Linked DNA regions of Homo sapiens: regions 1, 2, 3, 5 and 6 are each linked to region 4. Evidence: chromatin loops called from intact Hi-C (ENCODE). Cell type or tissue: dorsolateral prefrontal cortex. All regions are shown on one strand. Region 1 overlaps CACNA2D1 (calcium voltage-gated channel auxiliary subunit alpha2delta 1). Region 2 has its middle 160 kb from the start of CACNA2D1. Region 3 overlaps HGF (hepatocyte growth factor). Region 4 has its middle 270 kb from the start of HGF. Region 5 has its middle 130 kb from the start of CACNA2D1. Region 6 overlaps CACNA2D1 (calcium voltage-gated channel auxiliary subunit alpha2delta 1).

What was found. Peaks named below come from ENCODE experiments on the same cell type or tissue, not always from the same donor. Only the 100,000 strongest peaks of a DNase experiment are listed, where the experiment ranks them.
Region 1: a loop joins it to region 4, with 6 times the contacts of the local background. A loop is called at or near these places in 66 of 110 quality-filtered maps.
Region 2: a loop joins it to region 4, with 3 times the contacts of the local background. A loop is called at or near these places in 23 of 110 quality-filtered maps.
Region 3: a loop joins it to region 4, with 3 times the contacts of the local background. A loop is called at or near these places in 36 of 110 quality-filtered maps.
Region 5: a loop joins it to region 4, with 3 times the contacts of the local background. A loop is called at or near these places in 22 of 110 quality-filtered maps.
Region 6: it touches region 4 in a loop (13-fold over the local background); 54 of 110 quality-filtered maps call a loop at or near these places.

The regions. Positions count from the first base shown.
Region 1 is chr7:81,954,820-81,958,819 of GRCh38, reverse strand. The region is part of intron 38 of CACNA2D1 (calcium voltage-gated channel auxiliary subunit alpha2delta 1); the gene reads left to right. Among named protein-coding and RNA genes, the nearest start is that of CACNA2D1-AS1, 52 kb to the left of the region's middle. In dorsolateral prefrontal cortex, CTCF peaks have their summits at 1,872 and 2,072 (motif pointing right); no DNase peak of the experiment used is centred here.
Region 2 is chr7:82,599,188-82,603,187 of GRCh38, reverse strand. No RefSeq gene overlaps it. Among named protein-coding and RNA genes, the nearest start is that of CACNA2D1, 160 kb to the right of the region's middle. In dorsolateral prefrontal cortex, a CTCF peak has its summit at 2,440; no DNase peak of the experiment used is centred here; H3K4me3 peaks cover 480 bases; H3K27ac peaks cover 2,568 bases.
Region 3 is chr7:81,714,117-81,718,116 of GRCh38, reverse strand. It overlaps HGF (hepatocyte growth factor), which reads left to right. Exons shown (of 18, transcript NM_000601.6): 11 at 752-885. Among named protein-coding and RNA genes, the nearest start is that of HGF, 54 kb to the left of the region's middle. In dorsolateral prefrontal cortex, a CTCF peak has its summit at 1,900 (motif pointing right); no DNase peak of the experiment used is centred here.
Region 4 is chr7:81,498,220-81,502,219 of GRCh38, reverse strand. No RefSeq gene overlaps it. Among named protein-coding and RNA genes, the nearest start is that of HGF, 270 kb to the left of the region's middle. In dorsolateral prefrontal cortex, CTCF peaks have their summits at 579, 778, 2,216 and 2,418 (motif pointing left); no DNase peak of the experiment used is centred here; H3K27ac peaks cover 403 bases.
Region 5 is chr7:82,570,648-82,574,647 of GRCh38, reverse strand. No RefSeq gene overlaps it. Among named protein-coding and RNA genes, the nearest start is that of CACNA2D1, 130 kb to the right of the region's middle. In dorsolateral prefrontal cortex, CTCF peaks have their summits at 2,037 and 2,238 (motif pointing right); a DNase peak (open chromatin) is centred at 2,247; H3K4me3 peaks cover 779 bases.
Region 6 is chr7:82,015,036-82,019,035 of GRCh38, reverse strand. The region is part of intron 12 of CACNA2D1 (calcium voltage-gated channel auxiliary subunit alpha2delta 1); the gene reads left to right. All of the region lies in intron 1 of CACNA2D1-AS1 (CACNA2D1 antisense RNA 1), which reads right to left. Among named protein-coding and RNA genes, the nearest start is that of CACNA2D1-AS1, 7.9 kb to the right of the region's middle. In dorsolateral prefrontal cortex, CTCF peaks have their summits at 1,306 and 1,505 (motif pointing right); no DNase peak of the experiment used is centred here.

The DNA.
Region 1 (4,000 bases), 460 kb before region 4:
TTACAGAGTTCTAGTTTCTTTTGGATGGTTTCTGATGCTATCACATATTAGACTTCTATTATTTCCTTTAATTGTACTAATTTCTTTTTCTAGTGTTTGAAACTAGACCAGGTCAATTACATAGGGTTTGATAAAATATTACAAATCATATTTAATATATGTCACTTAAAGATGGCTTACTACTTTTCCTATAGTTCAGCTATCTTTCTCTAATAAATACTATTCTGATTTACTGTGTATTGATTATATACAAGGTAGGTAATATGTCATCAGTATGTACTACATTAGCTTTATGCTTTTAAAATTCTTAAGAAATATTAATCTATTCTCAAAGATGAAGTCTACATAAAAATCTCTGTCTACCTCTTTTTAACTAATTTTAAATACAATACTTCCTAATTCTGATTCTTCAGTGTGTGCACACACCAATGAATATCCAAACTTGTAAAGCATTATCTCATAAATTATTTGAGTTATTTAGTTTACCTACTCAAATACATAGCTGCATTTGTCCCAGAAAGGACAAAACATTTTCACAGATAATATTATGCAATTAGATAATATAAATTAAAAATAGCACAAAGAAGTAATAAAATCAGTAATGGGGACTAAAAATGAAAGATGTATTAGCCAGTCAATCCCAGTTATCTCTGTGAGGGATTATTGATCCTTGCTAGGGAGAGTAATTCAACATTGCAACTAAGCGTTTTTTTTTTCTTTTTAAGATATATTAAGTCCAGATAGGCGGACTCCTGTTATTCTGTCTACTGCAACTTCAGCACGTTGCCCATGTAAAATTATTCCCCCAAAGAATGTTTTATGAAGGGCCAAGGGTCATGTCACTCATTAGAGAAACTTCGCTCATCAACTATTTGTCACCAGTTTTTTGACACTAGAAATATTAAATTCAGATGAACTTGAAAAGTGACTTAAAAGCCTATTGCCCAAAATATTATTCTAGGAGGCTATATCTTATGATCAAGCCATTAAAAGGATTTGACCAAGACAAAAATGTTCAGCAATTGAAGCTCCTATAAATGGGTTGTGTGTGAAAGTACAACTGTTGCTCAGTAGCTTGGTGTGCTAATAATATCTTGTGTTTCTTTAGCAGTGGAGTTATTTTGGTAATGCTTATTTGCAATGGTCACTGTGAATCTGCTCTGGATGGAGACTCACGTTAACTGCCAGCAAATTGCATGAAATCTCATCTTGTATGTCTTCTGTGTTTTCTTTCCTTTTCCTATACTTGCTACTTTGCCCGTTATTAATAGGATCAACTTAAGTGCACAACGAGTCGTGCCTGTACCATGATGTCAGCTCCTATCTTCATTTTACTGCAAGTTTTCATGTGGTGTGGATGGTCAGTCACTTTCTCTAATTTTTCTTAGTTTTTGTTTTTGGCTTGAAATTCTAGAAAATCACCCATATTCCTAAATCTGCGATATTAATGTTCCTGAAACCAGGTTATTAAAATCTCAGGACCAATGTTGTTGTTTTGTAAATAGCTGATTTCAAATGGCATGTACATTTCTAATCCTAAATGAAACATATTCAATATTTATGTAAAAATCATTTTTCATAAAGTTTTTGTGTAAAAATTGTCATTACAGAGACAGATATACAGGCTTCATGGTATTTTATGAGAACTACCTAATGACAATTTTTAGAGGTGGTTATCTCAATTTATTTACAAAAGATGCTAACACAAATTTAATGCACTCTTTCAATTCCTTTCAGATTTTTCTACTTTTTAAAATAAATCTGACTTAAATAACTTTTTAGATTTTTTACTCTCAAAATATTCTTATTGAAATATTTTAGAATAAGTGCTTCTAGTTTCTAAGTTCATTTTATTTAATATACATTATCTAGCCCAAAATTATTAATTAACCTTTTAAGAAATTTCTGAGTTCTCTATTCAATACTACTAAAGAGATGTTTTGGGTCTTGGATTTGCATTTAGTTCTTCATTTACTGTTTTGCAATTTCTTTTCTAATGCTCTGGAATCATCATGATGTATTACTAGAGCACGCACTTTCGTTGTGTTTGTCATTGGTTTCCAAGTAGTCATTGATTAGGAAGCCACTAGATGGAGATGTGGCCATTACTATGAATGGAGTGAATTCACAGGCAGGGGTGATAGAGGGTGGGGAGTAGAATAGCAGAGGGAGTCTCAGAAAATAACCACAAGTCTTCTGGCATAATAAAAGAATAGTTTTCATGGCAAAAGACGCCAAAGTAAGGAAACGTTGCTTTAATATCTTCATATACACATTTTAAAAATTGATATATAGGCAATTATTTGAATTATTATTAATTCCTGAAAGAAGTTCATAGGTAGTCAACCATTACACAAGAAAAGTGTAATCAAATTATATTTCTATAATTGTCCTTATTTTCCCTTTTGATTCAAAAGCTTACTTCTGTCAATCATAGAATTTTTAGATAAGATTTATAGGTTATCAGTTACACTAAAAAATATGTAAGTATTGCTCTTGAGTAGGCCAGCTCTCTTTTTACCTTTCTCTTAAAAACTTATAGCAACGGCTGGGTGCAGTGGTTCAAGCCTATAATCCCAGCACTTTGGGAGGCCGAGGTGGGTGCATCACCTGAGGTCAGGAGTTCGAGACCAGCCTGGGCAACCTGGTGAAACCCCATCTCTACTAAAATACAAAAATTAGCTGGGCATGGTGGTCCCAGCTACGCCAGAGGCTGAGGCAGGAGAATTGCTTGAGCCTAGGAGGTGGAAGTTGCAGTAAGCTGAGATTGTGCCACTGCACTCCAGCCTAGATCACAGAGCTAGACTCCATTTCCAAAAAAAAAAAAAAAAAAAAAAAATATATATATATATATATATAGCAACAGTGACTTTAAAATCTTTTTAACCTAAGACCACCACCCCCCCCCCCCCCCACCAAAATAACATTTTCCTATTATGGTACTTTCCTTGAACTATAATTATAAATCTATCATGGCAATAATTATATATCACCATGGACTCAACTAGGATATTTATGTACCAGATAATATGCTTTATAAATTGTGTTTGCATAAAATAATAAATTTCTCAATGGACAATTATTGACTTGCTTTACTTCTTTGATTAATAAATGTTAGCTTTTTCATTTGCTTGAGTTTTGATGAAGTCCTCATGGTATGGAGCTTCATAATTGTAGAAGTATAATCTATATCCTTCTGATCTCCAAAAAGAAAACATTTGAGATTCCTTTATATTATTGTATCAAAGGAATACATAATATCGATGATGTATATTTTACATTAACAAAATATGCTTTCAGTATTTAAAAACACAGTTATCTGTATAGAACAGTGAATCCACTTAGTGCTATTTGAATGTTGATATAATGATATCAAAGGAAGTATTATTTTCTCTGAAACAATTAAGTTGAAAAAAATCATTACAAAAAATACTGAAATGTTAGTTGGCAGTTGTTTCCCACATTAAGGACCATAAAGGTTATGGTCTATGCTCCAATGTAGTCTGGCTAAAACTAGCAATTTCTGTTGGATTAGGTTCTGCTCACAAGCAAGGTAGAATGGTAGTATAATCTCCAAAGCCTACCAAGGGGCCCTTATACCCGGTAGAGTCCGGAAGGATATAGATTATACAAAAACAGTTATGAAGCTCCATACCATGAGGACTTCATCAGAACTCAAGTGTTCAAACAAGACTTTTTGATAACAAGTTTATGAAGACTCAAAAAGCTAACATTTATTAATCAAAGAAGTAAAGCAAGCCAATTCTGTCCATTGAGAAATTTATTATTTTATGCAAACCCAATTTATAAAGCATATTATTGGGTACATAATCTGTCTACATTTAAAGAGTTGAATAAATATACTACTACCTACCTATCTCACGAGTTAATGTGTAAGAGTGTTAAGGTGACATGTCGGAGAACAAATTATTTGCTAGGGGCATTATTCCTATTATTATGCAGTATCTACATGCCTAAAAATTTTTAAATATAGATTGTC
Region 2 (4,000 bases), 1.1 Mb before region 4:
TTTTTATGTGTATAGTGCTTTTATATATCGGTTTTAGAAATACACATATAAATATGTTTCAATCTGTTTAATGCAAGCCTAAATCTAAAGAACAATGAGTAAATCAAATAGTGCATGGGAAATAGTCACTACACCAAGAACAGGAAGAACTAATACTGGTGGTCACAAAAAGTAACCAACTATAAGGAGAGTCAAGAAAGTGATGATGGGTAGAAAGGTATTGTGTATTAATAAATAATGATCATTAGTAGTATAAAGTTCTTACTAATACCATAATAGTGGCAAATTACTATGTTCTCATGCTTTATGCATGCTAATGCATTCAATCCTTCTAATAACTGTGTGAGTTAGATTTTGTTATTATTCTCATTTCACAAATGAAAACTGAGACACAGAGGTTGTATAATGTGCTCATGATCACACAATTAACAGGATGCACAGCTGGGATTTAACTCTAGGTAGTTTGGCTCTAGGGACAGTGCACCTGACCACTATACTACCAAACATTCTACAGCAACAGTCCCCAACATTTTTGGCACCAGGGACTGGTTTCTGAGAAGATAATTTTTTCATGGAGCAGGGTTGGGATGGGGGATATTTTCAGGATGATTCAAGTGCATTACACTTATTGTGCACTTTATTTGTATTATTATTACATTATAATATACAATGAAATAATTATACAACTCACCATAATGTAGAATCAGTGGAAGCCCTGAGCTTGTTTTCCTGCAACTTGACAGTTCCATCTGGGGTTGACGGGAGACAATGACAGATCATCAGGCATTAGATTCTCATAAGGAGTGCACAACCTGGATCCCTTGCGTGCACAATTCACAATAGGGTTTGTGCTGCTCTAGGAATCTAATGCTGCTGCTGATCTGGTGGGAGGTGGAGCTCAGGCGGTAATGCCAGTGATGAGGAGCGGCTGTAAATACTGATGAAGCTTCACTCGCTTGCCCCCTGCTCACCTTCTACTGTGTACCCCGATTCCTAACAGGCCACATACCGGTATGAGTTCATGGCCTGGAGGTTGGGGACCCCTGTTCTACAGGTATCTTCCTTTGAGCCTCTCTACTCAGATTCCTTCCTGATTTCCCAGAAGGTCAAACCTTTGATGATCCTATGAATTGAAATCCTCTAAGGAATTATAACTACATGCCATACACTGGCCAAATAAGACTTTCAAAAAATCATTTTGGGGGGAAAGATACCAGGCTCAAAATTATAAAACATATGAAAGGTGTGGACTTAAAAATCCATATTGACAGAACTAGCCAAAATTTGGCTAGTAAAAGGAAGTTACATGATGATTAGTGCCTAGATTTTGAATACCCTTGGGAGACGCAACCAAGAATTGATTGGCTATTTTTTTCATAATTCTATTGAGATATAATTCACCAATTTAAAGTATACATTTCAATGGTTTTCCATATGTTCACAAAATTGTGCAATCATCACCACAAACTCATTCTTGTCACTCCAAAATAATCTACTGATCTTATGCTAAGTCTCTACAACCTCAGAGAGTCTGAGAAAGTATTATTTGTGTGATGCGGCTCTGCATGCATCACTGAAATCATCAGAAGAAATCAAGATGATATCACTGAATCCCTAAGAGGTTTTCAAAATAAGAGTGGCAATGATACCAGAAAAATACAAAAACAGTACTGGAAAAAGTAAGAAATGTAATAAGCCCATTGTGCTGATTTTTAAAGAAGAGGCATATACATATACTTAATAAGTTTTACAAATCATTTTTGTTTATCTACTGTCTAAGGGGTTTGAAGACTTAATCATAGCAACTTATAATTGTTTAATGAATACAATCAAATTTAAAATAAATGTTTAGATGCTCAAGAAAAAAATATTTTTTATAATTTTATTTCAGAGCAATAAATGTAGTATTAAAACTGTACAAATAACACTGTATACTCCTTTTTACAAACTCCCCCCAATACCTTAAAATTTCTATGAACATTTGCAATCTCATGAGGAACATTGTCATGAAGGCATCATTTTATAAAGTGTATGTGGAGTGCCTATTTTCGGGTTCTCCTAATTCAGGCACCTGTCTATAACATTACGTAAAAGAAGTTGCTCTTGAATGTTTAGTTATCCAAAAGGAATTTACTAAAAGTGACTGAAGGACTCTATAAGATGAAAAACACTTAATCATTTAAGCAGTTAACATAAGCAGTGTGTGTGTGTGTTTATGTGTGTAAATACAGATGAAGCAAACCAGAAATATATCATAGTATGGTTACAGTATTAATTTATGAAAGGTTTGTACTGAGGGTTCAGTGAAAACACATAGCCCTTCGTGATATTCCTACTCAGATTTCAACCTTCTTTCATCTTTTAGCTCTGCACCACCTACTGGCCTCTTCTAAGTCCCAGGAGGATCATCTGCTCTGTCTGCATAAGAATACTTGCTTTTTATGCCATGGCATTTACTGTCAGTTGGAGAGACAATTGCTTGCAGTCTGGACGGTGTATTCAGAATTTTTGTCTGTTTTATCTCTAGCTATGCATAGGTCTCAGCGCTGCCAGAATTTAAGTAAGCTTGCATTCCTTCAATAAGGACCATAAGCTTTCTATAGCTGTTTATTGTCAAGGAAACTGTATATATTCTGTACATAGTTTTTTTTAGCCCTGCAAACACTTACTTCTGCTTTGTCCTCTATGGAATTAAAGAGTGTTTCATACAATACCGGGGTTTTAGTAGAAAAATGGCAGCTCCTGGGAATACATAGATTTGTATTTATATAGTATGTAATGTGTTTCAGGCACTGTTCTAAATGCATTGCAAACAATGATTCATTTTATCTTTCTGATAGCCCAAAAAGGAAAGCATTATCATTATCTCCATTTTATAACTTAGAGAGCTGGGGGATGTAGAGAAATTAAAGAAATAAAAGTCTGCACTGGAGCTAGATTTTCACAGAAGTTATTAAGATTTAATTGGTGAGAAAAATCTCCTGAGTGGAGATGCATAATCAGATCAATCCTAAGGAGTCACATTTACAAGGACATTATCCACTATGACAGCATCTCTAGTGTAACAATGGATCTTTTGTGACTTGCCCAAAGTCACATAGCCAGTAAATGACAGAGATGGCATTTGATCCCAGCAGTCTCTCTCCAAAGCCCATGCACTTAATATAACATGGAGAGAGTGCCTCTTTTCCTAGGAATCATTGAACTTTATGATCCTTATTACCTAGAACAATTAGCCCCCTAGTCTCACTGCCCAGGTTCCCAAATGCCCATTATACTTGTAGTCTATTCCATGCCCGTGTCTATGTATGCTTTATTATCCCACTCATTTGCAGTTACATGAGTTTAAACTCAATAAATACTTGATGATGGAGATAGGGATTAATATTGCACTAGAGGGGATAAACGTTGTTGTAATTAAAATCTGCAGAAAATATGTGGTGAGTCTACTTTCTACATCAATACTCTGCCGAGTTACATAGTACTAGGGTTTGTGCAAATCTAGGAAACAAAACCAGTCAGTAAAAGACACCTGTTCCGGGCCGGGTGCAGTGGCTCATGCCTGTAATCCCAGCACTTTGGGAGGCCGAGGTGGGCAGATCATGATGTTAGGAGATCGAGACCATCCTGGCTAACATGGTGAAACCCCATCTCTACTAAAAATACCAAAAAAAATTAGCCGGGCGTGGTGGCAGGTGCCTGTAGTCCCAGCCACTCGGGAGGCTGAGGTAGGAGAATGGTGTGAACCTGGGAGACGGAGCTTGCAGTGAGCCGAGATCGCGCCATTGCACTCCAGTCTGGGCGACAGAGCCAGAGTCTGTCTCAAAAAATAAATAAATAAATAAATAAAGACACCTGTTCCCTTTGTAGCAAGTTATACTTGCTGGGGTTTGACAAAATCTTTTGGATCAAAGTTTTTTAAAAAGTAAATGTTGTAATAAGCATTTCTCTCTAGAATACTTAATAGATGATGACTCATTTTAAACTATTGCATTCTGAC
Region 3 (4,000 bases), 220 kb before region 4:
GTAAGATGAATAGTTTTAATGACTTTTATGATCAGTCAAAGTGGCCATGTAGAATTGACTTCATTCATGTTATTGAGGTAAATGTAAATATTGATGTTACATGAATGAAAATGGCCTTATAAAATAATTTACAGTAAATTTACAATCTTTGCTTTTCTTTTGTAATAAATTTAGTTAAGATGTGAATTAGAAATAAAGTATTGCTCGGTTATCTGTCAAAATAATATTTTGTAACTGATCAGTAAAATTTAGAATTTTAATTATTTAATTAACACATTATTCATTTCAGTATATCTTCTTGTACTCTGTCATAGTGATATGGCTAGTGATGCTTCATTTGTATCTAAAATGTAAAAAAATACTTGTATAATAGCTTGTATTTTTTATGTATTTTATAGTTTTAATCTTTGCCATCTGCTTGCTTTAGACAATGTTTTTCTTATTTCTATGCACAGAAGTATCATTACCATGCCACTGGGATTACCAAATAGAGGCAAAATCACAAAACCTAATATGCCAATTATGGAGCCCTCTTCCATATTTCCAAGTTAGAGAATCTGCTTCTAAAGTGTAGGAACAACAGTAGCAACCAAACAGACCTCAAACAAAATAGCTAAAATTCATCCCAAGTAAAAGGTTATGCTGTATCTACAGTGAAAGTAATGTGCTGAGATTATATCTTTTTGTAATATTTTGTGTCTCTTGGATGGAATGAGCATCTTGTGATGTGCAAGGCCTGTTGTTTCCACAGTCATATCTTCTGGGAACCAGATGCAAGTAAGCTGAATGAGAATTACTGCCGAAATCCAGATGATGATGCTCATGGACCCTGGTGCTACACGGGAAATCCACTCATTCCTTGGGATTATTGCCCTATTTCTCGTTGTAAGTACAGTTAGGGATTGGTGTCTTGTGAAATATTTTAAATGTACTACATTTCATCTAAAAGTTGTAAATAATATAGGTGGTCTGGCATTTATTCCCAAATGAGGAAGCTCTCCAGAGAGCAACACACACAAATGTACACAACACACACACAGACACACCACATGGTCTCTCTTTCTCTCTCTCCATCTCTCGTATAGATAAGAAGAAATTTTAACATTTTAATGGAGATTCTCTTCCCTCAGAAGATTTCCATTGGGATTCCGAAAGCATTAATTGGCCACAGTTCTAATATGACTGGGCTAGAAAGATCTCCCCACCCCCCAATACCAATACTACCTGTTCAGCTTCTGAATATAGCAGAGCTCTCAGCAAAGTTCCCAGCCCACTAAAAAGCCGTGAGCAGATCTGAACTAGTGGTACTTCTATTTCCTTCTCAGTTCTTTAATTTAAGACTAAAGAAGAGCCTGGAGTTTTCCACCCAGTTATCTGATTCCCAGATGGCTTTGTTAAAAAGATATTAGTGTATAAAGTAAAAGTTATATAAAAAACATGTAATACATGTTTGACATAGTTCATATAAAATACATGTCTGGTATAATTCATATTAAAAAGTCCCTAGATATCAGTAAGAAAAAGATGTGAGAATTCAGGAGAAAAAAGTAGAAAATAAATCTTCAAAAATATAGCTAATAAATAAATGAAAAGACATTAAAACATATTCGTAGGAAAAAAATGTTTAAGACATGAGAAGTCACTTCTACCTGTCAGGTTGGCAAATAAAATGATTGTAAATATCCAGTATTAGTGAGGACCTGGGTAATCAGTCTGTCTCAATTCTATGCTACTTACAGTGTGAATTCAAAATCCTGCTTGGAAGTTAGTTTGATAAAATGTATCAAAAGCAGTAATAATGTTGACATAGATCAGGATTTTTGGGCCTCCGCACACCCACATTTTGGGGTAGATGCTGTTCTGTGCATTGTAGCATGTTTAGTAGTATTCCTGGACTCTATCCACTAGATGCCAGTAGCATGACACCTGCCCCAAGTCGTGACAATCAAAACTATCTCTAGACATTGCCAATGTCCCCTGGAGGGCAAAATCATTTCCACTGGTAACCACTGATGTCTAGTAATACGTATTGAGATGGAAGTACGTCTTAAATATGTTATTGAGTGAAAAAGCCTTTTTATAAAGCTGTGTCAGTAGAAAGAGACCATTTTACTATACTATGTATCTGTAACTCTATGTTTACAACGAACATCCTTTACCACAATGTTAAACCACCTTCTCTTTAGAAAGGAAATACTTTTATAAGTTCGATAAAAACTTTGTTTTAAGAATGTTTTTCTTGTGAGACAAGCTAGTAGTAGCAAGTACCTTGAGAACAGCAGCAAAAATATCTACTCTAAAAAGAGATTAAATTGAAGAAATAATAATGTTGCTTTTAAAAAATGAAATACAACAGAAGTCTGTGTTTTTCTAGAATTTATGTCAAATTAAAGAGGTAAATTTCACCTTAAATGGAAACAGCAGTCATGTTTTATGAAATTCTAGCATTAAAGGCAAACTTTTAAAATATGATGTTAATCAAGTCTACCTATAATTAAGACTTGGAGCTGCTCCATCTATTTTTAATAGGTTGGGAAACTCTGTATAATAATAAATAACTAAATATATTATATGTTTGCAAATAAATGGCATTTCTAATAAGTTTATTTTCATTTTATCAGCCATGATCATAGCCTTTCAAATTAATTTGTTTTCCTAATGTTCTTCACTTTTCCCATATTAAGGTTGGCATAGGCTCAATGTTAATACTAAAAGAAACACACCTACTTTTTCAGAGAATGCCATACAAAAATATTTAAAAATTATTAAAAGATTATTATTTTTCTAAGTACAGTTTTATAGCACTATGTTTTTGTTAAGTCTCTATGGTTAAGACTAATGGAGGCTCATAGAATATATAATGGTGTAGGAAGAAGGAAAAAGGCAATTATCTGCCTTCTAAAACAAGTTATTTTGCTTCCTCTACAGATTTCCAGATTTTTAAAAATCACAGCAGCTCTATCTAGCACATATGCATGGTTAAGAGTGAAATGCCCTATAGTATCTCAAGGCACTGTGATTTCATTTATAATCACAAACCAAGGGAGCCAGGACTCTAATAATTTACAAGTTTTCAAAAAATTTTTTCAACTAATATTTTTAAACTAAAAGTAATGTGCTGTTGAAAGACTTGAGGGGGTTACTAGTATTTGATTAAATACTATTGCAGATAAATCATTTTATTTCAATGTATACCACAAATTAATTTTAATAAAGATTTTTACAGTGTCATTTTTCTAACTAATATTTATAGCCAGGATTTGTTTACATTTTCTCCCTGGTGAAAGGGTGATAATATTTATCTTTAGAAGATTTGAGTTCTTATTATTTATATAACTGCAGAGACTGTATAAATCATTTTCACACTGTAAAATTCTTTTACAAAACATGTAAAGGTTTTTATTCTTTTTTTTAACATGCTTACAAAATAATATTTTACATATTTTTAAGTTTATCAAATATGCAAACATAAAAATGTAGAGGTGCCTATATGATTGAGTATACACAGACACAGTTAGTATACTATTTTAGAAAAATCTTAACTACCAAGAGCGTAGTGGTTAAGAACTTCAATCCAGACTTCCTAAGAATGCCAGACCCATCACTTTTAAGTACCTTGGGCAAGTTACCAAACCCACTTAGGACTCATATTTGTATTTGCAATATTTTATAATAAAAGTACCTATTATATGGGACTATTGTGAACAGTGTCTGTTGCATAGTAAAGAGTCAAAACCTTAACTTCCATCTCTGTTTTTATTTGTTCATTCATTATTGTTAATTGAGCTGCTATTGTGTACAAAGCCATATATAACATACTATGTTTATAAAAATACAAACACTTCTTCTTAATTTTAAATAGTTCATAGTATAGAAGGGAGACATTTATGGAAATAATTACAAAGCAATATAATCATGTAATATGTATATATTAACAATATATAAAATGAGAATGTGAACATCGATTTCTTCATGGAGAAATACATGATGTTCGTAAACT
Region 4 (4,000 bases):
GATCAAATGCTAATCCTCAAATTTGGTTCTTTAAAAATGTTTTGACTCACCAATTGAAAAAGGATATGCTGAAAGGGTCCAGCTTGCACATAATGTACACTTCAGTATTTACTCTGTGTAAATGGATTTACTCTGTGTACATGGATTACTAAAGCTATTAGATTAGAATAGCTATATGTATTGTACAAAGAATTTTGTGAGGATTAAATGAAACAAGAGATATGAAAGCTCTTGTAATAAATGTTATATAAATATAAACCATTAATATTCTATTTAATCCCTATACAAAGATTTTGCTTTTACATTACTAGTGAAAAATGTAATATTCCTACTTATCTTAGATTTTGAAATATGAAAAAAATGTGAATTAATTAAGATAAAAGCTTTAGTTGTGTGTATATGAGAGAGAGGTAAATAAAAGACAGAGAAAACAGAAATCAGGAAATCTACCCTTTTTTGTCAGGCAAGTGAAGTGCAGGAAGTTAGGATGATTCCTTCAACTAACCTTTAAGCAATTTTCAAATGCCTCGAACTTGCTCTACACAGTTAAATTCTCATGGATGAAAATTTGTAGTTACTTTTATATGAATATAATGGTGATTTACAAAATGATGCCTACACACCTTGATAGAGGAATTGGATTGTTTTCTCAAAACTCTCATATATCCTCATTTTGGGGGATGTTGCCTAGTCCACTGAAAAGAACGTGGTCTTGGAGATACATGAATTTTTATCTGGATACCAATTCTGCCACTTAGTGGAGATACATGAATTTTTATCTGAATACCAATTCTGCCACTTAGTGGCTATGGAACTTTTGTTAACATACAGAGCTTCAGCTCCTCCTTCATAAATTGGTGGTATTGAAAACATCTCTTTTAGAATGGGCACGTAATATAGCTAAAAGGCTGTGTTAATAATATAGCTAAAAAATATAGCTAAAAGGCTCAGCACCAATCATGACAAATAGTTGCTTTTAAATAAATGCTACCCCTACTCTTTTTGGTTTTAATCTGCCGTGCTGTCACCAAATGTGCCCAATGAAGAAAGAAACATGTTCTAAGAGTATGTTTTCAAACGTTTTCTCACAAACACCTTTGTCAGGCTCTTTATTTCCTTCATATGGCAATTCTTGAAATGTAGTAACTGCTCAACGAATATTTATTAAAAGAAAGAGAAAGGAAGGGAAGAAGGAAAAAAAGGAAGGAAGTCGGGAGGGACATAAGGAAGGACGGAAGAACGAATGAGAAAGCAAGTTAAACAGGTGTGGGCTGTGGTATCTTTACTTATATTAGTCGTGACATTCTTCCCCATACCTGTGCTTAGTGCAGGTATTATTTCTTAACGAGCTGTAAATAGAGCTAGGTGATTAAGTGTGGTGATCAAGTTGTCTGTCATTCTTTTAGTCTATGATCTGGAAATACAGCGTAGTATTTATTTAAGAAAACAAGGCCACAATACTTCACCTGACACTACTGGAGCCTTTCTCGATCTTTCTTTGTCCAGACATGCCCTTGTTGTTGTATAAAACAGAATGTTCAGTCCTATAGTAGCTGATCTCTGCAACTATCAAAATTCGACAAAGTAATCAGGAGTCCTCTCACTCAATTGTATAAGTAGTGTTTTTTCTGTTACTACCATTGTTGACTGATCCTTCTTTGCAGAGGTCTGTTTTCTACTTTTATTATTTCTGTGAAATCAGCCTCATGAATTATGTTGGCATAAGAAATGACACACTTTTGGGAGGCTGAGGCGGGCAGATCACCTGAGGTCGGGAGTTGGAGATCAGCCTGGCCAGCATGGTGAAACCCCATCTCTGCTAAAAATACAAAAATTAGCCAGGCATGGTAGCGTATGCCTGTAATCCCAGCTACTCAGGAGGCTGAGGCAGAAGAATTGCTTGAACCTGGGAGGTGGAGTGTGCAGTGAGCCGAGATCGCACCACTGCACTCCAGCTTGGGTGACAGAGCAAGACTCCAGCTGAAAAAAAAAAAAAAAAGGCACCTGGCCGGGTGCAGTGGCTCACACCTGTAATCCCAGCACTTTGGGAGGCCGAGGCAGGTGGATCACTTGAGGTCTGGAGTTCTATACCAGCCTGGCCGACATGGTGAAACCCCATCTCCACCAAAAATATAAAAAATTAGCAGGGTGTGGTGGTGCATGCCTGTAATCCCAGCTACTCAGGAGGCTGAGGCAGGAGAACCGCTTGAACCCAAGAGGCGAAAGTTGCAGTGAGCTGAGATCCTGCCACTACACTCCAGCCTGGGTGACAGAACAAGACTTCATCCTCACACACACACAAAAAAAGAAAGACAGAAAGAAGGAAGGAAAGAAAAGACACCTAGTACTTGAGTGTTCACAAAACTTATCCTATCTTATGCTGCCATCTGCTGGGAAGGTAATGTTGCTTGGTCATGGACTTTACATTAAAATCTGTGTTGAACTTTGTATTGCTAGCTTCTTAAATGGTCACACATTAGATAGTAATGGAAAATTACTTGGGTAAAAAACTTTTTGTGCTTTTATGATAGGAAGCAGGAAAGGGCTACAATGGTCTGACCCATTTTTGAAATAATGCTTTGCCCTATTAAAAACTTGCTGATTCATTCTATCTGTCGTTGAGCCAACACTAATTATTGTCTTCTGTGCCAAGAACTACAGAGAATCCACAAAGATGAGCAAGGAATGGTTCTGTTTAATAGGAGTTTATTTCCTAGTAGGAAGAATCACAAAAGAAGTAAATGTGGCAAGGTATTCTAGATGTTACAGTAGAAATATAAGAAAAGAGGGCGTGGGTATGGTAATTTCTACCCCAAAGTCAGGCTTCTTGCAAGAGCAATGGTAGAGGATAACCATTATAATGAACAAATGTTCACCAACAAGGCAAGACAGGAGAAAGAATTCTGGCCAGAAGAAATATTATAAACAGACATTTGTTTCTAAAAAACAATGATGTTTGTTTTTTGTGACATTAAGAGATGTTAGTTATTTTGTCTTGTAATTTGCTGTATTTGTTTTTAATTATTCAAAGAGAAGAAATAGAGTGAAATATGCAAGATATTCTACACAGCATATACGTCTTTATAGTTTTGTCCATTGTACTGCTATTAATACTTCATATTTATTATATTTCTCAGATTACTACTTCTGTATTAATAAAGATTTCATATTATTGGATCCCTGATAACTGGATTCCTGCATTATTAACAGGAGCTCTTTTTGTGATGTGCCTCTATACTATTGCATGGTGCCTCTTCAAAGAGTAAGATTTTAATTGCTGTTTCTATTTGAATTTGTTCATGGCTCATAAAGTCCATCAACGATGCCTTAAAAAGAGCAGGATGAAAGTAGAAAGAAGAGATTGGAGAAAATGTCATTGAGCAGCTATTACTTTAAGAAGTGCTTTACTGATGTTATCCGTGCTGATAATCACAACAATGGTGAGAGATAGGTAACAGCATCAGTGTTTTTGATTTAGATAAATGATTTTAACCAAGATCTTCTGGTTCTAAAGCTAATGTTCTTTTGCTAAGTGATCAATCAAATGATTCAAGCTAAAACCATTCGTCTGAAAAAAAAAAAGAAAGAAATGAGATTTTTAATATTCCCATAGAAAAGGAAGAGATGAAATTTAGTTGGTACATATTTAAATAAGATCAAGTCCTCTGCCTATATTTTCCTGTCAAAGGATAGACAGAAGTCTCAAAAAGGTAAGATGAAAAAATTTCAATAGTAATTATAGAAGGAGTGAATTAATTCAGGAAATGTCTCCTGAGCTTTCAGGGATAAGATTGTGCCAGGTGAGCAGAATACAGAAATGCTAACAAGAAGTACTCACCCTCCAGGAGCACAGCCTTGACTAGAAAGGGTTCAGGAGAATGAATGGTTACAATAGATTAGAAGAGAGAGTAAAAAGACAGGGTAATTGAAATTTAAATATCTTTCTATGGCATACTTAACTCTGGCTCAGAGAGATTGGGCAGGGAATGTTTCACAGAGA
Region 5 (4,000 bases), 1.1 Mb before region 4:
TGGGGAACTGGAATAAAGGTGACTCTTCCTATGTTTTATCAAAGAGACTGGCAGCATTTTGCCCCTGCCCTAGAGATCTGTGAAACTTGGAACTTCAGCGAGATGATTTAGGGTATCTAGTGGAAGAAATTTCTAAGCAGCAAAGCATTCACTATGTGACTTGGATGCTATTAAAAGCATTCAGTTTTATGTATTCACAAAGATAAAACATGGAATTGAAACTTACATTTAAAAGGGAAGCAGAACATAAAAGTTTGGAAAATTTGCAAAATCCATTTTGAATTTAGACTTGCATGGGGCCTGTAGCCCTTTTGTTTTGGCCAATTTCTCCCATTTGCAAAGGGTGTATTTACCCAATGCCTCTACCCCCATTGTGACTAGGAAGTAACCAATTTGCTTTTGATTTTACAGGCTCATAGGCGGAAGGGACTTGCCTTGTCTCAGATCAGACTTTGGACTTGAACTTTGGGGTTAATGCTGGAATGAGCTAAGACTCTGAGGGACATTGGAAAGGCATTATTGTGTTTTGAAATGTGAGGACATGAGATTTGGGAGGGGTCAGGGGTGGGATGATATGGTTTGGCTGTGTCCCCACCCAAAATCTCATCTTGAATTGAAGTCCCCATGTGTCAAGGGCAGGACTAGGTGGACATAATTGGATCATGGGGGCAGTTTCCCCCATGCTGTTCTCATGATAATGAGTGAGTCTCATGAGATCTGATGGTTTTATAAGCATCTGGCATTTCCCCTGCTTGCATGCATTCTCTCTCCTGCCATCTCGGGAAGAAGTTTCCTGTTTCTCCTTTGCCTTTTGCCATGATTGTAAGTTTCCTGAGGCCTTCCAAGCCATGCAGAACGGTGAGTCAATTAAACTTCTTATCTTTATAAATTACCCAGACTCCGGCAGTTCTTCATAGCAGTGTGAGAAAGGACTAATATAGGTAGGAAGCCCAAGAGCAGGGTGCCAGCATCCACCTGACTTCAAAGCATGCTCAGGTGCTGGTGAGGGCCCTCTTCTGGCCTGGTAGATGGCTGCCTTCTCACAGTGTCCTCACATTCAGTCCATAACTGAGAAATGCCGTTATTGGTTATTCAAACAGAAGGAGTTGCATACATTCACCTATTAAAGAGGGAACAAATGGCTGGGGGCTGTGGCTCACACCTGTAATCCCAGCACTTTGAAAGGCCAAGGCAGGTGGATCGCTTGAGGTCAGGAGTTCGAGACCAGCCTGACCAACACGGTGAAACCCAGTCTCTACTAAAAATACAAAAATTAGGCTGACATGGTGGTGTGCGCTTGTAATCCCAGCTACTCAGGAGGCTGAGGCAGGAGAATCGCTTAAACCCAGGAGTCGGAGGTTGCAGTGAGCCAAGATCGTGCCACTATACTCCAGCCTGGGTGACAGAGACTCCATCTCAAATAAATAAATAAATAAGGGAACAAACTCCCTAACAAGGTGACTGCCTAAGCAAATATAGTTACCTCTCTTCCTTCTCCAAATCTCTTTGAAAAGATCACAGAAATGTACAAATAAAACTAAATTCAATTTGCTGGTAGAAAGCTATAAAATATACAAACTATATAAATAATAAAATTCAAACCACCACTCCACCAGCAGCCAAAAGCAGTGAAGAGATTCTGGAAGTTCTGAAGCAAACAAGCCAACACTGCTGTGTATAATGAAGAAATACTAAGCTGAGGAACTTGCAATGATTACAGACAAAAAAGAATGAACCATAAAAAGGGGCTGGGTACCCAGCAGAACCTTAAATAAAAGCCCCAGACAGAGACAATGAAAACTGGAAGCCTGGTCAGCTAGGAAATTAATGAAGGGAAGAAAAAACTATCTGCCTCTGCAAGAGTAGATAACTCCAGCATTGGCCTCCAGCCTTAATTCAGGTTAAGAATCAACCAATCAACCAATACTTTATGGATGGGCATACATTCAGTAAAATGCTGTGATAACACCAATTTGGATATAATGTGAATGGGAATTGGCTGCTGCACTCCTCTCATCCTCCATCTGAAAAAGTGGGAGAAATAGTGGATCCCTTCATCTCCAATATTCTCCTGGGTCAGACTCTCCTGCTGGAGAGTCTGGGGAGATGAAACAATTGTAAACTAACTAGGAAGTTTCAAAATCGCTAACGCTATCCTGGAAGTCCTTGGCATCCAGACACAGGAACCAAAATCAACTGCTTGCTTTTTAAACCAGAGCCTAACTTCCACCAGATGGCGCCAAACCACAGCAGGGACTGAAAGGAATGGGGTTAGATGCTGCAGTGAAACCGCCGGAAACGGGTCCTACTGCAGCAGGACACAGAAATCTGAATGAAAGAAACCCCTTATTTTATGCGATTGTATTTTTAGGGCGCACTTCTCGGGTTATGGCAAGGTTTTTCTATAATTAGAATGAATGGTTCTTCCTCACTGCTTCTATACAAATATTTTCTTGTTAGAAAATAGGCACCTGTGAAATTTAAAGGTCGGTTGAAGCTCCCTGACTTTTCCGCTAAGGCTTCCAAATATCCCTTTTCAACTTACGCGATTCAAACACCATGATTGACCATGCGACTGTATAAAGTTTATTTCTCATTCTATTCGTTTTTCCAATTTTAAAACTACAAAAAATTAGAGAAAATTTTATTTATTCCCAGAATTGAACATGTGTCAACTCAGAGTATAATAGTGCTAATCACTATCTACATTTAACTTAATGTTGATTAGCCAAGCAGTACCCATGTTACCAGTGTTCATTATGTTCAAAGTTCTCCAAAGAATGATAGACTTTAATTAACATTGCAAGAAGCTCTGAACGTTCAACCTTCCCTCTACAGCTATTAGGAGTCTACTTCTTAGGGCTTTGTCTACATAAGGCAAACACTCCCCAGAGCAAATCACTGTTCTCTTCTGGCCTCATTTCAACAGAAAAAGCAGGGACCATGAAAGTCCTAGTGGCCTGCTCTTGTTTAAGCAATATCTGTTGAAAATAATGGAAGATCTTACCTTAGAACTTAAATACCTCTGTGATGGTCTTCACTACCACCCTACTAACATGATAGAAAGCCAAAATGTATTTATAAAACCTCTTTATATTTTAATATTTTATTGTAAAATTGATTCCTGAGTCTCCAACTGGAATAAAATATTACTGGTGTATAATTATACATTTGAAGCAAACATTTATAAAATATTTTTTAAATGCTGCACTGGAAGTTTTCTTAGAAAAAATAAAAACACTAATTTTTTTATTTTTTATTTTATTTATTTATTTTTTTCCTCGAGATAAGAGTTTTGCTCTGTTGCCCAGGCTGGAGTACAGTGGTGCAATCTCAGCTCACTGCAACCTCCATCTCCTGGGTTGAAGTGATTCACCTGCCCCAGCCTCCCTAGTAGCAGGTGCCTGCCACCACAGCCGGCTAATTTTTGTATTTTTAGCAGAGACGGGGTTTCACCATGTTGACCAGGCTAGTCTGGAACTTCTGACCTCAAGTGATCTGCCTGCCTCAGCCTCCCAAAGTACTGGGATTACAGGCGTGAGCCACAGCACCCAGCCAAAAACATTAATTTTAAAACTGAGAAATCTGCTATATAGAAAGAAGTTGTTGAAAAATTATACCAAATTAGTGAAAGAGGAAGAATTAGAAGTTAATGTTTGTGCTTATCTCCTTATGCCTGTGTCTTATACCAGCAATTTAATAGCTTAACAGGAGACCTTAGGGAGAGTGAGGAGTTATCTAGTGCCAGGTGGAAAAAATCCCTCTGATAAGTTTCATCATTGCCTGAATCTCGGTTTAAATTAATCTGATTCCCATCTTGTGGAGGCTATTAACAGAGAGATGACCGTTTTGTTGGTAGAAAAGTAAAGTGGCCAATATCACAGCCACTGAAACCAAACAAATCTCACTTTGAATTCAAGCTCCCTGATTTACTTGGGTAATCTTAGACAAATTATTTAATCTCATATCTGTTTCTCAGTTTCCTTATCTTTAAAAGGGT
Region 6 (4,000 bases), 520 kb before region 4:
ATTTAATTTTTAAGTTAATTACCCCATCCACCCCACCCCCACCCCACCAAGACAGAATCTCACTCACTGTGTTGCCCAGACAGAGTGCAGTGGTGTGATCTAGGCTCACTGCAACCTCCACCTCCTGGGTTCAAGCGATTCTCCTGCCTCAGCACCCTAGGGTAGCTGGGATTACAGGCGTGAGCCACCATGCTCAGCTAATTTTTGTATTTTTAGTAGAGATGGGGGTCTCACTATGTTGCCCAGGCTGGTCTTGAACTCCTGAGCTCAAGTGATCCACCCACCTCAGCCTCTCAAAGTGCTGGGATTATAAGCATGAGCCACCACACCTGGATTTAAGTTCAATTTTATTAAGTCTGCTCCCCAAATTACTATTGCTTTTACAATTATATAACTATGTGTGAATCCAGAATTATAAGAATTTTTTTTATTTTCAAGGAATAATATAGTACATAAATAAGTGTACTAAGTATATTTTGCCTAAAAAGTTGTTTACCTCCAGTAAGGATGTCTGCTTATTTAATATTAAATAAAAAGATTAAGAATGTATGATGATGTAAGTATAGTGAAACAGCCCAAATTGCAAAATGCAAGACACTAATAGCCCAGTTTTGGTCCTGCTCTTACCACATACTGTAATGAACTTACTGATATGTTGGATAACACCAAAGTCTTCTTACCCTCTGGTAAGAAGTAGAAACCACTCAAGCATCTATTCACTTGTTTTTAACAAACATTTGTTTTCATTTATGAGTAAGACACTACAATAGAAGCTAAATTGTATAATCTTGGAACTTTTAAAGCCCAATCCAACGTTTATTCAATACTAGCTTCCCACAGTATTTCTGTTGAAGACCTGTACTCCAGCATTATGAAAAATATTTGTCAAAGCCATCTGTTACTGTATATGTCTTGTGTGACTCTATGATGAAAATTTCATAGAAGCAAACATTTTGAAAGATGAGCCTACATAAAATCATATATGTTGAGAAACAATTAGCTACTTTTCTAGGAACATTTTACTCACAACAGAAAAGTTTTCATGTGCATTTGTTATATGAACCTAGTGTTGTGATTATAAATATACTACTAGGCATGAGTAAAGGAATTTTTTCTCCACAAAAGTCGCCTTAGCCTGGATGTAGACCTCCTCTAATGTAAGTGATTTGCTTGAGTGAGAGTTAAGATGAAATATTTAGCTTGTGTGACTACTAGTTAAGCATTTTGAGTTATTTTTGTATGTCATTTTGTTTTTATGTAAGATCATGCAAATGTGCTTAAAAGAACTGTACAAATACACATCTTTGAGAAGGTAATTTACCTTAAGTTTTAAATTGTACATATTTCAAGGAATCACTTTATTTTTCTATAACTCCAAAATTAAGGTTAAACAAGAACTGTAAGTTTAAAGAAGTAAAAAAAAAACATCTGAAGAAGCAGGGTATCAATCATCTCTGTGGACTTTAGCATCTGGAATTTAGTTCATTGACTATTCCACATGGTGGCAGTAGCATAGTATGGAATAGGAGGAATGAAACCATTTACAATTCCAAGTGGAAAGTTGTGTACACAAAAGTTCTTTTAAATTTAACCAATACATTATTTATATGCACTATACAATATGTAATGTGAAAGTTTATGAAATCAGTGAAGTTAAAATTCTTATGTAATTAGCTAAAATGTACAAAGAAAAAACAAGTTCAACAATGGTATGGCGCTAGGGAATGAAATTTTTTTATATTGATTTTTTACTGTCAAAGAATGTGTGTAAGGCACTACAATAGATCCTAAGTTTTGAATGACTTATATTAAACTTCTTCTCAACTGAATATATATTTATAAGATCATTATAGAAAGCTCTAAGATAATCTATATAATCCATAAAATCATTAAATACCTATGTGCATATGTGTTTGTATGTGTGTGTATATATACATACATATACGTAAAACCAAGATAAAATAATCTTGGGTATATTAGATTGCGTAAATATTGTAATGGTAAAGCAGTTGTATAAATTATAAAGAAGGTTGCATTTGCAATTAGGATTTTAGTAAACACTTGGAATAAAATTTCAGGAAAATAATGTCTTTAAAAATCTCTACAACAAGGCAAATGAAAATTGAGAAAAGGGGTACAAATTATACATTGATGACATGGGAATGATTCAGTTAGTTAATGCAGCTTACATTTAAGTAGCCAAGAACCTATGCAAGAAAAAGAACAAAGAGGTTTACAAAAGAGTTTGGCGTGTTTCAAAAATTATAATTAAAGCTGACAGAATGTGCACTACCCCAGCCCTGATCCCAAATACCTTAATTTTGACAACCTCTGAGGGGTCCATGTAAGCAAACACGTAGAAGTTAAGTGAAACTTTTATAGCAAAATAAATAAAGCAACAAGCTTTTTTTTTGGGGGGGGGGGGCGGGCGGCTAGTGTTTATTTGGACTATTTGAATGATAACATCAGTCAAATAATCATATGTGTGGATCTGAGTGTAGCCTCGATGTTATTAGAAGTGCTTGCCTTTCTGAGACATAGATATAAGATTCATATAGTCTTACTTGTTTATTTTTTTACTGAAAAGTATTTTATGAAAAATGTTTTACTAGATGATTGTTGTGGTAACAGGAACTTCTAGGCAAAGCCATGCTTCCGTTGAAAATTTGAGGTATGGGTTCAAATGTTAGTTATGAGAGAGATCCCCCAGTGCTTCCTGGAGCATCTGGACTTTTTCCCTGACTTGAATTCATTTGATGATTGTTTAGGGTATGGCATTTAAATTGAATTATCAGTTAGGGTGGTCAACCTGCTTATAAAAATATTTCCATTTAGAAGCTCAACTCTGTAAGCAGTAACCCTACATTGAAATTTATAGACAGACCCAAAAATGACCTAACTGATGAATTAAAGAAAATGAAACCATTGCATTTTGATTGGGAATTCCTGGAGAGAAAGATAGATTGAGAGAGAGAAAAAAACCAACTTCTGTCATTCACTTAGAAACAATTATTTATTCTTACAGTTTGAAGTATTTAAAGCTTGGATTATGTTCACCATGTGGCCTCTTACGTAACCAGCTAAGGCAAACCTGGATGATGTAAGAGTGGCTCACCTAAAACCTTACAAATGAAATAGCAACATCCCTGATGTACGTTTTGGGGGCAGGGATTGTTATAATGTGATCTGTGTGGCCAAGACCAGTGAAAGAACAGAGAACAGATGTGAAATCTCTTTTGAGATTTGTACTCTGAAATCATGTGCAACAGTTAAAAGATACAAAACAATTAGAAAATGTCCATTCAAATAGTCAGTCAACATGAATTAGGGAAAAGCTCTTAACATAGTTCAAACTGGAATTTGAACTCATGGAAAAGTGATTTTCTGCATGTCTATTTTTAGAAATAGCTAAAATGTTGAGCTGAGAGTATGGGTTTACTTAGATTACTAAATTAGTAAAAATCAATATATATGTAAAAATAATTTTATTAAGTATAGGTTGACCTCATGGAATTTACCTTTTATACTTTCACACTATTATTTAAATTCAATGTCTTTCAATAAATAAATTATAAAAACTCTCTATTGATTTTAAAATATTTGCATACTTTATAGCATGTTAGGAACAGTCAATATTTTGATTATATTTAAAAATCCTAGGAGCTTAGAATATCTATTTATATGTGTCAGCCAACTTTTATAGAAAATAAGTAATATACTAACAACATAATTATATGTGTGCATCCCAAATATTTCCATGGTGAAAACCATCACAAAGTTTAATTGTGTTAAGCAACTTTGAAGTACAATGACCTTTCTGAATACTTTTTCATTACTACATACCTATGAAATAGGGAAATAAGCTTTTTTTGCAGTGACTAGCTATGTAGATAACATATATAACCAGGTGAGACAGGTGAAGTGAGGTTGGACCTCAAAGATGTATTTTCTTTTTTCTTTCTTTCTTTCTTTTTTCTTTTTTTGAAATGGAGTTTCGCTC